Linked DNA regions of Homo sapiens: region 2 is linked to region 1. A link is an interaction called in ENCODE POLR2A ChIA-PET data of the cell type or tissue named here. Cell type or tissue: PC-9. All regions are shown on one strand. Each heading gives the region's core, and the rest is flanking DNA. Links, peaks and the distances in the headings are about the cores only.

What was found. Peaks named below come from ENCODE experiments on the same cell type or tissue, not always from the same donor. Only the 100,000 strongest peaks of a DNase experiment are listed, where the experiment ranks them.
Region 2: POLR2A ChIA-PET joins it to region 1 with 6 read pairs; 2 of 35 experiments call an interaction of 5 or more read pairs at or near these places.

The regions. Positions count from the first base shown.
Region 1 is chr1:186,826,739-186,834,842 of GRCh38, forward strand. It overlaps PLA2G4A (phospholipase A2 group IVA), which reads left to right and starts at 2,211. Exons shown (of 18, transcript NM_024420.3): 1 at 2,211-2,297. In PC-9, for the core only: no CTCF peak of the experiment used is centred there; no DNase peak of the experiment used is centred there; H3K4me3 peaks cover 1,186 bases.
Region 2 is chr1:186,613,019-186,621,122 of GRCh38, forward strand. No RefSeq gene overlaps it. Among named protein-coding and RNA genes, the nearest start is that of PTGS2, 63 kb to the right of the region's middle. In PC-9, for the core only: no CTCF peak of the experiment used is centred there; no DNase peak of the experiment used is centred there; H3K4me3 peaks cover 559 bases.

The DNA.
Region 1 (8,104 bases), core at 1,716-6,715:
ATGTGGAAAATTACTAGCAAACTGCATGAAACTTATTAGCTGGAAATAGTGCAAATGGTAGAATTGGATTCAAAGAAGCTGCTATGATATTTCTCAGTTTCAGATGGGTCCCAGATGACTAATCTTTGTTGATGGACAAACCAAGTGGAGAGGGGTCTTCAGACATAATTGATCCTATAGACTGAAGCACGCTATGGAAGTCAGGGCCTATCTTACCTAAGGTGGAAGCAGAGGTTTTTGAAGTCAGTAGGTCAATGCTGAAAATATTTTTGGAGGAAATTGGGCAAAGTGAAGACGGCAAATCTGAACTTGTACTATCCACCTAGGGGTCTATGTGAACAGTGAGATCACAAGTAGTGAGCCAAAATAGATGAGATAAGGAGGCCATAGAACCACAAAATGGGTAAATGGGATTTGGTCTGCACTGATTCCAGAGAGGAAAAGACATACCTGCAGCAGCCTTTATTCATTATAAAGGTGGAGATAAATCAGCTTCATTTAGTAAGGCGGGAAAGAGACAAACTTCTCCCCGTATATATTAACCCTAACCATGACATATAATGACATTTTCTTTAAAAGCGTTTAAATAAATTTTTTATCTTTAATGCATGACACACTATTGGATATCATCTGGAAATATTGAGAGCTATAACTTTTTGTTATCAAAAAAGCACTAGAGCACTTTTTTTGTGCTCTATAAGCAAGCACTGTGAAGCTGCTTTTCCAGGGAGTCTTTTTTATCAGAGTCTTAGAACGAACATGCCCTGCAGTATAGATTCTTTCTTTCACCAGTTGTGTCTGGGGGAAAGAGATGAAAACTACCAGTGTGCTCTCTGCTCCTCTAATTAACATACACCTCCTTTCTAGAAATTCAGGGATTTCTTTGGAAAGAGAAATTTTTTTTTTTTTTTTTTTTTTTTTTTTTTTTTTTTTTTTTTTTTTTTTTTGAGACGGAGTCTCGCTCTGTGGCCCAGGCGGGAGTGCAATGGCGCAATCTTGGCTCACTGCAAGCTCTGCCTCCCGGGTTCACGCCATTCTCCTGCCTCAGCCTCCCAAGTAGCTGGGACTACAGGCGCCCGCCACCACACCCGGCTAATTTTTTGTATTTTTAGTAGAGACGGGGGTTTCACCGTGTTAGCCAGGATAGTCTCGATCTCCTGACCTCGTGATCCGCCCGCCTTGGCCTCCCAAAGTGCTGGGATTACAGGCGTGAGCCACCGTGCCCAGCCCGAAAAATGTTTATTATAAATCTATCCTTCCTAAAAAAGACATTACTGGCTTTTTTTTTTTTCAAAGAGAGATTTATAATATGCCAGGTTGAATTTAGGGGAAAAAAATAAAAACAAATAAGAGTTGAATGTTGGGCTACAGAAAGCAGATATTCCAGAAGATTTAGTGAAATTATATTCTTTGAAAATATTGTAAGAGAGTTAGGAGAGTGAGTTCAGTATTTAATTAAAGGCAAAAACAAGATCCTGTGTTTGAAAAACAAGATATACTAAATGAACATGTCAATCTTTAAAGACATGAATTGATTCTCATGGAATTTGGGTACATTTAAACAATGCACCTTCTTCATTACAGTGCTATAAGGTATTTGGATTTACACTGCAAATTTGGAATTCAACCTGATTTCATTTTCTTCCCTAAATCTCAACATATATATTACATTATTTGGTATGCCTTTAATCTTAAATTTACAAAGAAATTATTATCAACACAGGTGTTCTGAGTCTGGAGTGGAAATATTTAAACAGATTTGATTTTTAAAGTGGTCTGATACTCATTTTTTAAAAATGTACATTTTTATATTTGGGGTTTGTTATAAACTTTGCCTTTTTAAATAATGCAAAAATGCTCTAGGTTATTCACTGTCTTTTCAATTTTGTTCTCCTTTGGAAAAAAGGAGGAAGTAGTTACTACTTAAGGACAAGTAGCAATTTCAGACGCGCGCACGCACACACACACACACACACACACACATCACACACACAGAAATCCACAACAGCACTCATGGAATTTAGGACTGATTAATTTACATATTATTTAAGCATATTTTCTGACTTCAAACTCCTGGTTCTAATAACTAAGCATTTACATTTACAATATTAGCTTCTATGAGAAGAGAGCGTTCTCCCTCTTCCCCTTTAATTCCACCTTAAAACATCTGCAAAAGCGCAAGGAGACCAGCCCACATTTTAGCCCCTCCTACTCAGGATAAGACTTTCTCTAAGTCCGGAGCTGAAAAAGGATCCTGACTGAAAGCTAGAGGCATTGAGGAGCCTGAAGATTCTCAGGTAACTCTGGGAACTGTAAGCAATATATTTATTCTTCCTCTGCTCCACTTCTCTCTCCCACCCTCCTTAGCTTTTACTTGGTAGTTTACTTGGAAGGAAGAAAGGACGGAGGGGAAACCTCGCTGCTTTAAAAAGTCAGCATGTCCTCTGCCTTTTGAAGTGAAACACAGATTAGGGACCTCAATTTTCTTCAAACCCACGCAGATTTGCCTTCCTGGATCTAAATGCACTGTGGAGTCAAAGATTAAGGTGTTTCTTTGGGTTGGAATCCCAGAAAGTTAGCATTCAAAACGGCGGTGAGGTGGCGCTTATTAGCGTTCCACGTGATGACACCCAATGGTTACTGATCCCCAAACTTGAGCAGCAGCATGCTGTGCTGTTTGACAGCCCTAGCGATCTTTAGCGAGAGACTTTGTTGACTCACTTAACTTTTAATTTCTAAAAATTGGTCATTTTTGTTACTTATGGGACGCTTTCCTGGCTAGTCAATATTTTGCAGAATTATGCGAAAGAAAGAGGATTATTGAAAAATTAACTGTAAACGGACTGGTGTTCTGATGATCCACCCTTCCCCTAAGTTACTTGGCTTGCCAAGAGAAAAAAAAAATCTCAAAACTAGATACTAGAAAAGATTTGATCAAATTACATAGTTAAATTTTGAGTGTGGATATTTCAGTAATTTTGTTTCCAAAAAAAACAGAAAAAAAAGGTATTTGATTTTAAAGTATCAGTGGATGAATGTATCTGTCTCCTACAATTTATAATCATTTTAGTCTTAAAAATAAATTCACCTCCAAAACCAGAACAAGAAATACTCCTCATATGGGTTGATGATGTCAGCATTTATTCAGCTAAGGCAGATGGAGAGTATTAGAGGCGTACTGTCTGAATGGGTGTCAATTCTAAAGTTATATTTGCCAATATAATTTGAGTTCAAAGAAGATTTGTATTTTTGTTTCTCTTTGTTGTTTAAATTTAGAATTGTGGCTCAAGGGATATTTGTAGAGGACTGTAGTGAAACAAGCTCTGTTAAGAATTTTAAAGTTACATTCTACAGGTTCCTACACCTTGCCAATCAAGTTAGAGGTTGGGATAAGAAACAGGTATTTACTTCTTTCATTAGCTCCGGAAGAGTTAAATTTTAAATTAAGCAATAATTGTGAAATGCATAGAGAAGTGTTTAATGTGCATTTGCTCAAAGGAGTTTTACAAACTTCCCTTAGGGGAAGCATATTTTTTGAGATAAGACATTGCATCTTTTTAACATATTTTTAAAAAGTAAGTTATTCTGGCTGGGCGCAGTGGCTCATGCCCGTAATACCAGCACTTTGGGAGGCCGAGGCGGGTGGATCACTTGAGGGCAGGAGTTCGAGACCAGCCTGGCCAACGTGGTGAAACCCCATCTCTACTAAAAATAGAAAAACTAGCCGGACGTGGTGGCAGGTGCCTGTAATCCCAGCTACTTGGGAGGCTGAGGCATGAGAATCGCTTGAACCCAGGAGGTGGAGGTTGCAGTGAGCCAAGATCGCGCCATTGCACTCCTGCCTGAGCGAAAACAGCGAAGCTCTGTCTCAAAAAAAAAAAAAAAAAAAAAAAAGTAAGTTATTCTGAAGTGTTTTGCATTTTTGCATTTACATTTAATTAGGAAAAGAAAAATTATTAAATAGATTTTTAGCAACTGAAAATGTTCATTCCATAGAGGTTATTTGGCTTATGTTTTTAACCCATTATCTTTTCTAGTGCTGGTACTTAGAAAGCAGTCATAAAATCGAATCATCTACATATTAAAATTATGTTCCAGGAATAAAAAAGAGGAAGACAGAATTAGTTGTGGTTCCCATTCATCTTGTTTGCTTTTATTTACCATCAGTTTTTTCCTCCTTCTTGCTCCAGATTGTATAGCTTGCTTGCTTGCTTGCTTGCTTTCTTTCTTTCTTTCTTTCTTTCTTTCTTTCTTTCTTTCTTTCTTTCTTTCTTTCTTTCTTTTTCTTTCTTTCTTACTTTTTCTTTCTTTTCTTTTTCTTTCTTTTGTTTTTGTTCCATCAAAGACACTTTTATAATCTTGTGACAGGTATGGACCCCTCCCTAGAATAATGCACATTATGCCATTCCAACACACACAAATTTAAAAACACCTTTAAGAAGTTCACAAATCCCCAAAGACAATTCATATTACATGAAAATGCAGTATTTCTTAAAACTTTGGAGTTTTCTGATAATATAAAATGATTAATTATAAAATCATTTTACTTATAAGTAAGGAACTAACAGTGGATATTGTAGCACCCACATAGTCATTTATTCATTGGTATTCTAGAACTCCAAGCAACTTGGTATAATGGAAAAAACTGCTTGCCTGAAACCAGGTGACCTAGGTTCTAGACTCAACCCCAATAATAATTAACTGTACAATATTACGCTTGACATTTTTCTGTAACATCTGTTGCTTTTATTGCCGAATGCAGTAAGTGAAACATAATAAGAAAATCAGATGCAAGTTATTTTTTATTGGATTGTGGGGTGTCTATATTTACTACTTTTATTCCAAAATTCCTAATGACATTTCCCAGAATGATTAGTTTTTATAACACTATTGTTTATTATAAAGATAAATCACACTCACTGCTTAAAATTTCATTAAATATAGAAAATTGCAAGGAAGAAAAAGAAAATATTACCTATTATTTCCCCCAAGGTACTTTTAAAATGTAATTCAATCATTAATTCAATCAACAAATATCTATTGAGTACCCAGTATGCATCAGCAAAGAGACAGACAAGAAGTTCATGTATATACATGTTTATATGTCTAGATATGTTTCTATACATACATGTAGTTTTACAAAATTGTGATCACACTGTTCATGCTGTTTTGTAACATGCTTCTCCCTCATTCATGAGATGCATTGTTAAAACATGTTTTTTTTAATAATCATGCATTACTTTGTATTCACATATTTAACAAATATTATTAAGTCCCTACTGTGTGTAATGCAAGTAATGGCAATCTATCCATGAGCAAAAGAGTATGGTTCTTACTATATGAAATTTTTCATCTGTATATAGGCTGTACTGGCCAATTATATCTTGTTGGATATTTAGATAGATTAGTTTTCCACTATTATAAATAATTGTTGGATATTTAGATTTATAATAGTTTTCCACTATTATAAATAATATTTCATCTAGGACCTTTTTTATATATGTTAGTATACATTTTTGTTTATTTCCTTATGGTAGATTCTTAAAGTTTATTTTCTAGGTTCTAAAAAAAATTTTATTACTTACAAGTTGTGAGATGATAATCCAATTACTTTATCTCCTTAAAATGTTGTCTTCTCAATTGTAAAATAGAAATAATAATAGTTGGGTATTTTGAGGATTCTTTAAAATATTTAGCGAAATCTCATGGAATGCTAGTGATTATTTTTGACATTTTGCTCTTGAGGAATATGGTATTCATTTATGAGCAATATAAAAGAGTAGAGTTTTCTATGTCAATACTGGGTGCCATCATCAAACAGAGCAAATGACAACAAATCCAACAACTTGGATAATTGATATACGAAAATAGTATCTTGTTTAAATTTACATTTCTTTGTTGAACAAAGTTGAGCAATTTTCATAGTGGCCACTTATATGTCTATGTTTGTGAATTGTCTCTTTCAATGTGATTTAAAAAATTTTTCTCTTTCAATTTCAAATATGATAGATATTAACGGATATAACTTACATAATCATAGCACTTTTGGGGTCCTCAGTAATTTTGAAGAATATTAAGAGTCTTAACAATATAGATGAAATTTTGAACTGGAAGTAGAAATTCTATAAACAATGTTTTTCTCATTTTTGGAGGGTTATTTTTAGTGTTTCCTGAAACCTTTCCCTTAAAAATGGGTGAGAATACATAGAAAAATGAGAGCAAATTATTTTTTATTCTCATAGACTAATAGTTTACAAATGATGGGAAACCTGGAGGGTTCAGAGATGATGGCCAAAACCCAGCACCAGAGACATCCTGGCCTGAATCATGTAAAGAAGATATTGTTAGGACTAAGGGTGGCGTGATGACTGTTCAAGTTTTGTAAGGCTGGGTGCAGTGGCTTACACCTGTAATCCCAACACTTTGGCAGGCTTGAGCCCAAGAGTTTGAGACCAGCCTGGTCAACATAGTGAGATTAATTAAAATCTTATTAAAAATTTTGAAAAAATCAGCTGGATATGGTGGCATGCACCTGTAATCCAGCAATTTGGGAGGCTGAGGCAGGGGGATCATTTGAACACAGGAGTTTGAGGCTGCAGTGAGCTTTGACCACACACCGCACTCATGCCTGGGTGATAGAGCAAGATTTTGTTTCTTATTAAAAAGAAAAGTTTTGTGAGGAAAATAATATTATTGGTTGTGAACAACCAATTTAGAGAAAATGAATTTCAGTTCTGGCCAACTCTTTGTCTTCTACCCCTTGACTATTAGGGCAATAAATAGTTGGGGGAACCAAAAGGTTGGTTCTGGAGTTCTTTCCAAAGAAGACAGTAAATAGAGCAGAGGTTATTCTGGTCCTCTGATACCATTACCTGCCTGTTAATAAAGGATGCATTACATGTATTTGCTACTTTTGCTATGTGATTCTAAGTTTTTTGATTCTTTTTGTGATTCTTAGTGCAAATCTTACAACACACCTTGAAAATACAGTTTACCTTTCCTTATACAAAAAATGAAATAAGCATAAACAACTCAATGCTCACCATAAGCAGATTTGTAAAGCTACCCTACCAGTCTAATCACTTATTAAATGAATTCAAATGAGCTTAGAGAAACTCAGCAGACACCTGACGCTGAAAGTTATCAGTGTCAGAGTTTAGCCATCACTCTCCATTAAAGATAATAGACCAAATTGGCTCTCATTTTTCTTCCCACTCCTTTTTTGGCACATGCAGTTGTGAATCAACTGCTTCCTTTTCCCCAATCTTCCTCTTCATTTGCTTGACTTCTGGAGTCTTCAGGAAAAAAATCGGTATTTTAGGTAACAGTGTGCTTTGAATTAGTAAACAAATGTCATTAATATGTATTCTTCTACAGTACAGAAAACTCATGTATTTATGATACTCAGCTTATACTTGCTTAGGTTTTTGTTTTGTTATTTAATTTACAAGCTGTTTTCTCACTATCTAGTTTGAAAAAAAAATCAGAGGCCCAGTATTTTTTTATTTTCACAGGCTTTGTGGTTGATAAAGGGATTGGTTATGAACTTTGTTTATTTCCACAAAACTGTGTAAGTTAGCAGTACAGGTATGACTATCCACATTTTACAGATGTGAAAAAGAGCTATTGAAAAGTCAAACGTTTTTTTCTTTTTTTTAATGTCTGCCTTATGATTCCATTTTGATGTATTTAAATGTTTAAATATATTGGTTTATATTTTTAGTTTTAATGTGTATTCTTTGAGGTTGTCACACTCTTTCTATTGGAGTTAACATCAGAAAAATTACTGGAGAAGGCCCAGGAAGTCCACTCTCCTGGTGCGTGTTTCCATAATAACTCAATCGTTCTGCCCTTATAACTTGATTACTGATTGACGTAATAGGGGAGGTTGTGCAATTTTGGAACTACATAGTACTTTGTACAGTAGTATGTATACTACTTTAAGAAAATAAAATATATTACATTTTATCTAAAAATACAAAATAAACACATTTCATGAGTTATGTAAAAAGTGCTGATTTTGCCAAATGTTTTGCTTTCAGGTTGGTCGTAGAGAATTTTCTTAGAATTTTCTAAGTATAACCTACAGAACCTATGGCTCTTT
Region 2 (8,104 bases), core at 1,092-6,091, 210 kb before region 1:
CCTAAACTGATACAAGTTGAGTATCCCTTATCCAAAATGCATGGGACTGCTGGGCACAGTGGCTCATGCCTGTAATGCCAGCACTTTGGGAGGCCAAGGCGGGTGGATCACTTGAGGTCAGGAGTTCAAGACCAGCCTGACCAACTTGGTGAAACCCTGTCTCTACTAAAAATACAAAAATTAGCCAGGTGTGGTGGTGGGCGCCTGTAGTCCCAGCTATTTGGGAGGCTGAGGCAGGAGAATCGCTTGAACTCGGGAGACAGAGCTTGCAGTGAGCCGAGATTGTGACATTGCCTTCTAGCCTGGGTGACAGAGCTAGACTCTATCTCAAGAAAAAAAAAAGAAAAGAAAAGAAAAAAGAAAGTGTGAGTCCTCCAAAATGCATGGGATCAAAATGTTTAAGATTTCAGATTTGAGGATATTTGCATATACATAATGAGATATCTTGGGGATAGGACTCAAGTCTAAACATAAGATTTATTTATACTTCATATATATCTTATACAAATAGACTGAAGGCAATTTTATACATTATTTTAAGTAATTTTGTGCTTGAAACGAAGTTTGTGTATATTGAGCCATCAGAAAGCAAAGGTGTCACTATCTCAGCCACCCATGTAGACAATCTGTGGTTGATTAGCATCACTATCATGCTGTTTGCAGTAAAGGAATATCGCAGCTGAAGGGGGCTAGGGGCATCTTTTTTCCCTTGGGGGACACTGAATAAACTGTATATGCACGTGCATTTTGACTGCGACCCATCACATGAGGTCAAGTGTGGAATTTTCCACTTGTGGTGTCGTGTTGGTACTCAAAAAGCGTGGGATTTTGGAGCAGTTCAGATGTCAGATTTTTGAATTAGGATGTTGGGCATTTGAATAAGCATTGAACAAGCAGAGTTGCCTGGCATGGTGGCTCCGCCTTGTAATTCCAGCACTTTAGGAGGCTGAGAAGGGAGGATCAGCTGAGCCTAGGAGTTTGAGACCAGCCTAGGCAACATAGTACGACCTTGTCTATACAAAAAATAAAAGTTATCCAGGCATGGTGGTGCACGCCTGTAGTTCCAGCTACTTAGGAGGTTGAGGTGGGAAGATCACTTGAACCCAGGAGATCAAGGCTGCAGTGAGCTGTGATTGCACTATTGCACTCTAGCCTGGGCAATAGAGTGATACCTTGTCTAAATAAACAAATAGACAAGCAAGCAAATCACATAAATAAATAGAATTGGCAGGGTTTAATGATCAATGGATATGGAAGGTGAGGAAAAAGAAAGTCTAGGAGGGCTTTGTATTTCTAATGTGAACAACTGGGTAGTGTCAAGTGTCATTTGCTGAAAAGACAGCACCAAGGATAAGAGGGTTTGTACAGCCACATGATGAATTCAGATGAATTCAGACTGGTACTCTAGAAACAAAGCTCAGCTCAGACTCAAACAGTATGATTCCATGAGGTAGAAGTAGTAGTTGAGGCCTTGACCAAGGAAGAGATAGTCAGGATAAATGTGTAGAATGAGAAAAGAAAAGGCTTATGGTGGAGCTTCAAGTTAAAAATGATGTCTTCGGGCCAGGTGCAGTGGCTCACACCTGTAATCCCATCACTTTGGGAGGCTGAGACAGGTGGATGACGAGATCAGGAGTTCAAGACCAGCCTGGCCAAGATGCTGAAACCTCATGTCTACTAAAAATACAAAAATTAGCCGGGTGTGGTGCACGTGCCTGTAATCCCAGCTACTCGGGAGGCTGAGGCAGGAGAATCATTTGAACTGGAGCGGCAGAGGTTGCAATGAGCCAAGATGGCGCCACTGCACTCCAGCCTGGGCGACAGAGCAGGACTCCATCTCAAAAAAAAAAAAAAAAACAAGGAAAAAAAAAGATGTCTTTGAAATACACAAAAAAGAAACAGGAGGTGGAAGGAGAACAAAGAAGGTGTGGTTTCACAGAGACCAAGGTAAGGTTTCAAGGAGGAAGTGGTGAGGAGTGGAGAAATGTACAATGCCAAGGAAGTGAAGTAAGAGCTTGAAAATTACGTGTTGGATTTGGAAAATGGATGGTCATTAGTGACCATGATTGAAACCATTTCACTGGAGTCATTGAGGCAAAACTCTGAATGCTGTGGCTGGAGAAGAATATGAGCATAAGTTAAGAGGGCAGGTAAAGATGACTTGATCAAGAAGATTGTTTAAAAGAAAAAGGTAAATGATTGGTCAGAAGCTAGAAGAAGACCTAGGGCTCAAGATTTTCTTTCTTTCATCTTGTCTTTCTGTTTGTCTCTGTCTTTTTCTTTCAAGTTTCAATGGGAATGACTTAAGCTCCTTTAAATATTGAGAGGGTAAAACCTAGGTGAAAACACAGGCTGATAGTAAGGACGAATGGATCTAAATGGTGGAGCAAATTTCTGAGAGTGGCTCAAGAGATTAATCCTGGACAGAATTGTTCACTAATGAAAGAAACATAAACAAGCCACGGTGCAGAGCTAGATACGTGTTGGAGGTGAGGCAGGAAGTTGAGAGTGTTGCTGCATCAGATTTCAACTTGAAGTAACAGCACTTTTAAGATCTGCTACTCATTATTGTGCTGGTAACTATGACAGACTTAAATATATATATATATATATTTTCATTTCAAAGCAAGAATGAGTTATAAGGTATGTAAGTGAGATACTTGATATTTGAATATTACTGGCTGGGTGTGGTGGCTCACGCCTGTAATCCAAGCACTTTAGGAGGCTGAGGCGGGCAGATCACTTGAGGTCAGGAGTTCGAGACCAGCCTGGCCAACATGGTGAAACCCCGTCTTTACTAAAAATACAAAAAATAGCCAGGCATCATGGCGCATGCCTGTAATCCTAGCTACTTGGGAGGCTGAGGCAGGAGAATCGCCTGAACCGGGAGGTGGAAGTTGCAGTGAGCCGTGATCACACCACTGCACTCCAGCCTGGGCGACAGAGGGCGACTCAATCTCAAAAAAATAAAAATAATAATAGTAATAAAAATTACTTATAGAGGTGAAGTAATAACAGGAATATTATTATTAAAGGAGTCAGGAAAGAACTCTAAGGTGATCGGTAATCTATTTATCTAGTAACATCCAGATTGATGGAATTATTGAAAAGTTTAAAGATTCATTCTGATCGGCAACTTATTAGAATGGGAGCTGAGTAGAGAAATTTAGATAAGTAAATAGACTGCCAAAACATTGCAAAAATAACAAAATCAATAATAACTAACAACAACAACAACAAAAATCTTGACCACAATAACAATTTCTGAGATACTTGTGAAATAAAATTTGAGTGTTAAGTAAAGTGTATGAAGTTCTTGATTTTGCTAAAATTTTTCAAGGGACAATAGATTAAAAAAATTAAAAATGAATAAAATGTTTTAATCTTTGATAGGTGAAGAAATGGGGGCATTTCTATTATGACCTCAAAACTAAGAAAGTCATTGGTTACACTGGTGCATAAAATTACAGATGAAGTCAGTGCTGATTTTTTTTTTTATATTATGCACACTATTCCTGTTGATTTCTTCCCACAATGCATAATCAGGCCTATTATTTTGAAATAGACTTTGGAAACATTTTTGAAGCTCTGTGTCCTGTAAAAGGAGTGAAGTGTTGCCTCTGAAATATCCCTTAAAAATTACAGTTCTTTGAATAATAATGAGAAGTCTGTGATACAGTTTTGACCAAAATTAGCATTACCCAGACTGATTAGCAATTATAGTCATCAGCTGTGATGACAAATGACCACTGTCTGTTAAAAAGGAAAATCAAACATCCCCAAATTAGAAATCTATGCTGTCATTGGGGATATTCAGAAAAATGCAATCCTGACTTAGTTGGCAGTTCTTAAAGGGGTACATGAAAACTATTTTTAAAATTATTATTGGAATTAAGGTAATTTCTAGCCAGTTTTTATTTTCATGAGCACAACATTAATTTACTTAAATTGCCAGTTCTGATATGTTTGTTAAAGTCAGGTTTTCTTTTTATAGTCATTTTTTCTATTCATTGTTTTTAAAATGATCACTGAGAAATTAATCTATACAGACATATAAATACATGGTTTGTGAAAATTCACACTGTATATGTGTGCTTGTGTAAATGTATTGATAGATCTATAGATATAAGCAGAGAGAAATGTTATTTATATGTCTAATGTAGTTTTAATGTAAGTGATCATGTTATATTGTTCTGCAACTTGATTTTCTACTTATTATTTTAGCATCAATACATTTGCATGTTTTTATATCTCATTTTTTTTTTTTGAGATGGAGTCTTGCTCTGTCGCCCAGGCTGGAGTGCAGTGCCGCGATCTCGGCTCACTGCAAGCTCTCCCTCCTGGGTTCACGCCATTCTCCTGCCTCAGCCTCCCGAGTAGCTAGGACTACAGGCACCTGCCACCACACCCGGCTAATTTTTTTGTATTTTTAGTAGAGACAGGGTTTCACCGTGTTAGTCAGGATGGTCTCAGTCTCCTGACCTCATGATCCACCCGCCTCGGCCTCCCAAAGTGCTGGGATTACAGGTGTGAGCCACCGTGCCTGGCCCACATCTCATTCTTTTTAATGGCCACTTAGTATTCTGTGGTATGGTTATGCTAAAAATTATTTAATCATTCTTCTACATTATTGAAATATTCGTATACATACATACTCTTAAGAGAGTGCCTGGCACAGAGTAAGCTCTCTATGTGCTAGATCTTATGACTATTGCTATATTTTATTGTGATTATTATTAATACATTGCAGATGAGAAAACTGAGTATCAGAAAGATTGGGTGACTTTAACAAGATTGCATGGGTAGTAGAAAAGACAGAATTGGAACCCAGGACTTTTAAATTTTATAAGAGGCAATGACAATACCTGTGTCAGGTTAAAGAAAAAAAAAGGAAAGAAAGAAAAAGAGGTCTAAAGCATACTCTGGGAGAATGGAGAGAAAAACAACTGTGTGATGGAGTCAGGAAAGGACTTCGTTTGAGCTGATCACTATTCCCCTCAGACTAAAACAAAGTGTTTGTCCATCTGAAAGTGCTGATCTACAGTTTTGAGACAGAGGGCAGTGGATGGACAGTGGATGGGTCGGGTTTTGGCAATGAGAGGGAGCTGATTTGAATTAGAGGAAGTAAAAAAGTATGGGAGAGTTCTGTGGGGAATCATTAGGACTCCTTAGGAGATAACAGACGATTCCAAGCAGCAGATGAGGTGAAGTCGAACTCCACTGGACCTGTGGTGGGTGTGGCCAGCGTCATCCATCCAGAGTGAACCCCAACAGGAGCCACTCCGGGGCTGGGGCAGGCGGATGATCTGCAGACAAGGCTTTTAATGGGCTATGTTTGGGAAAAATATATTTTATATATAATAGATTATATTTGTAAAGACTTGTAGTTTCAGGATTTCATACAAATTAGCTTTCCAGTATTGAGCCACTGCAGTTAGGGCCCGGTCTCTGTCCAGCAGGCTGGGTGCCAAGTTCAGTGTCACAGCGTTCAGCAGGTGAGACACTCTTAATAGGCAGACACGGTGCCTCTGAACGCACAACGTGCAGTAAAGGAAATGCAGGCAATCCCTGTAAGGAGGAAGTGGTTAAGGGATCGAAAGCAGCTTGAGACTTGTGCAATGCAGTCATTGTCACCGAAAACTCCAAATGCGTTTTCATTTTCAAATGCTGAATTACACACAGGATTGCACAAGGAAAGTCTCAGAAGACTTCCAACCAGAGAGCCTTGATTCCAACTGGCTTTGCTTCCAAGAGCACATTCGGGACATTTTGAAAACCTGCCCCCAAAGACAAAGAGGAAGTATTTTGTTGTGGAAATCTGGTGGGTGTTTTTTGTGTGTGAATGGATGAGGAAAACTGCACGCTCGTTTAATTCAATAAGTTAATATCATCTGGCAAAAGCATCTCTCATACAGGAGGGATTGAGGGTTTTTAACAAAACATTTTCCCTATGGACCTAATTAATGATTCACTCATTTAGTGTTAATGCACTTACTCATCCTTTAATTTATTACTCAGATATGTTGGCCCCTCACATCCCATTTATCTGTTAGAAACAGTCAAGCTTGCCCAAATATGAATAAAGCTGTTCACTATTTGAGACTTGTATTGATTTTAATTATTTTTATCATAAAAATTATGCATGCAAATATAAATGGGGACTAAATTTCTTACACTTCCTTATAGTTTTTATACAACATAAAATAAAAATAAGTCTATAAAATAGAAATCCAAGCAAAATTTGAATCATTAACTTAATCAGATGAGCAATATTTTACTGCCCACAATAGGCTAGGTGCTGACAGCTATGGCCCAGGTCTTTTTATTTTTATTTTTAATATATAAATTGCATTGTGTATATTTAAGGTATTTAACAAGATGTTATGGGATACATATAGATAGTAAAAAGATTACTAGAGTGAAGCAAATTAGCATATACATTATCTTAATTACCTTTTTTAAAAATTTATTTTAATCCCAGCACTTTGGGAGGCCGAGGCGGGTGGATCACGAGGTCAGGAGATCAAGACCATCCTGGCAAACAGGGTGAAACCCCGTCTCTACTAAAAAATACAAAAAGTTAGCCGGGCGTGGTGGTGGGCACCTATAGTCTCAGCTACTTGGGAGGCTGAGGCAGGAGAATGGTGTTAATCTGGGAGGCTGAGCTTGCAGTGAGCAGAGGTCACGCCACCGCACTCCATCCTGGGTGACAGAGTGAGACTCCATCTCAAAAAAAAAACCCACAAACAAACAAACAAAAAATTATTTTGAGGGCAAGAGATCTACTCATTTAGCATGAATTCCAAATACAATGTTATTACCTACAGTCCTCATGTCATATATTAGATCTCTAGACTTGGTCATCCTACATATCTTGTACTTTGTGTCCTCTGACCTGTATCTCCTTATTTCACACCACTCCACCCCCACTAAACCACTGTTCATGCTTTACTTCTGTATATTTGAAAATTTTTTTAGATTCCTCATATAAATGAAATCATACAATATTTTTTCTTTCTGTGTCTGGCTTATTTCACATAGAATAATGTCTTCTAGGCTTATCCATTTGTAGTAAGGTCAAGGTCTCATTCTTTTTCAGGGCTGAATAATATTCCATTGTTTTGTATGTACCACACACAGTTTCTTTATCCATTTGTCCATTTACAGACACCTAGATTGTTTCCATATCTTGGCTATTGTGAATAATGCTGCAATGAACACAGGAAAATACAAAAATTAGCTGAGTGTTGTGGCAGGTGCCTGTAATCCCAGATACTCAGAGGCTGAGTCAGGAGAATTGCTTGAACCCAGGAGGCAAAGGTTGCAATGAGCTGAGATAGAACCACTGCCCTCCAGTCTAGGCAACAAAACAAGACTCTATCTTAAAATAAATAAATAAAATAAAATGAACACAGGAGTGCAGGTATCTTTACAAGGTGGTGATTAAATTTGGGGGGTATATGCAAAGATGAGGGATCACGGGGTGATGTGATAGTTCTATATTTAATTTTTTGAGAAGCCTCCATCTTGTTTTCCGTAATGGCTATACCAGTCTACATTCCCAGTGACAACTCACAAGGATTTTTCTCCACATGCCTAGGTTCCTTTGCAGTTGGCCAACATCAGCTGCAATGTGGCATTTATTGACTCCATTTGGCTACAGCTTTTCTCACATTGTCACACAGGGTGCTGGCAGAGTCTAGTGGGTAAGGGCAGAGGCTCTACAGCAAGATCGCCTAGTGGTGTGAATCCTGCTTCTGTTATTAATTACTGACTCTGTGACTTTAGGCAAGTTACCTAATCACTTTGGGATTCAGTTTCCATTTCTGGAAAAGGGTAACAATAATAGTACCTGCAGCAATGGGTTGTGATAATTCAATGGGTTAATGCCTAAAGAATAGAACCTACATAAAAATTTCAATAAATAGTAATTATTATTACTTGTACAGCAGGCTGTGATGTCATCTGGTATATAACACATTATTTATAGTTGACTATTCATAAGCCTGTGTGGTGGCTCTGCAATGTGTTGGCTAGGCCAAGTTATCTTTCCTGTGTGTTTCTGGTTAGAGTAAACCACAAGAAACATTCTTGTGCAAAACTT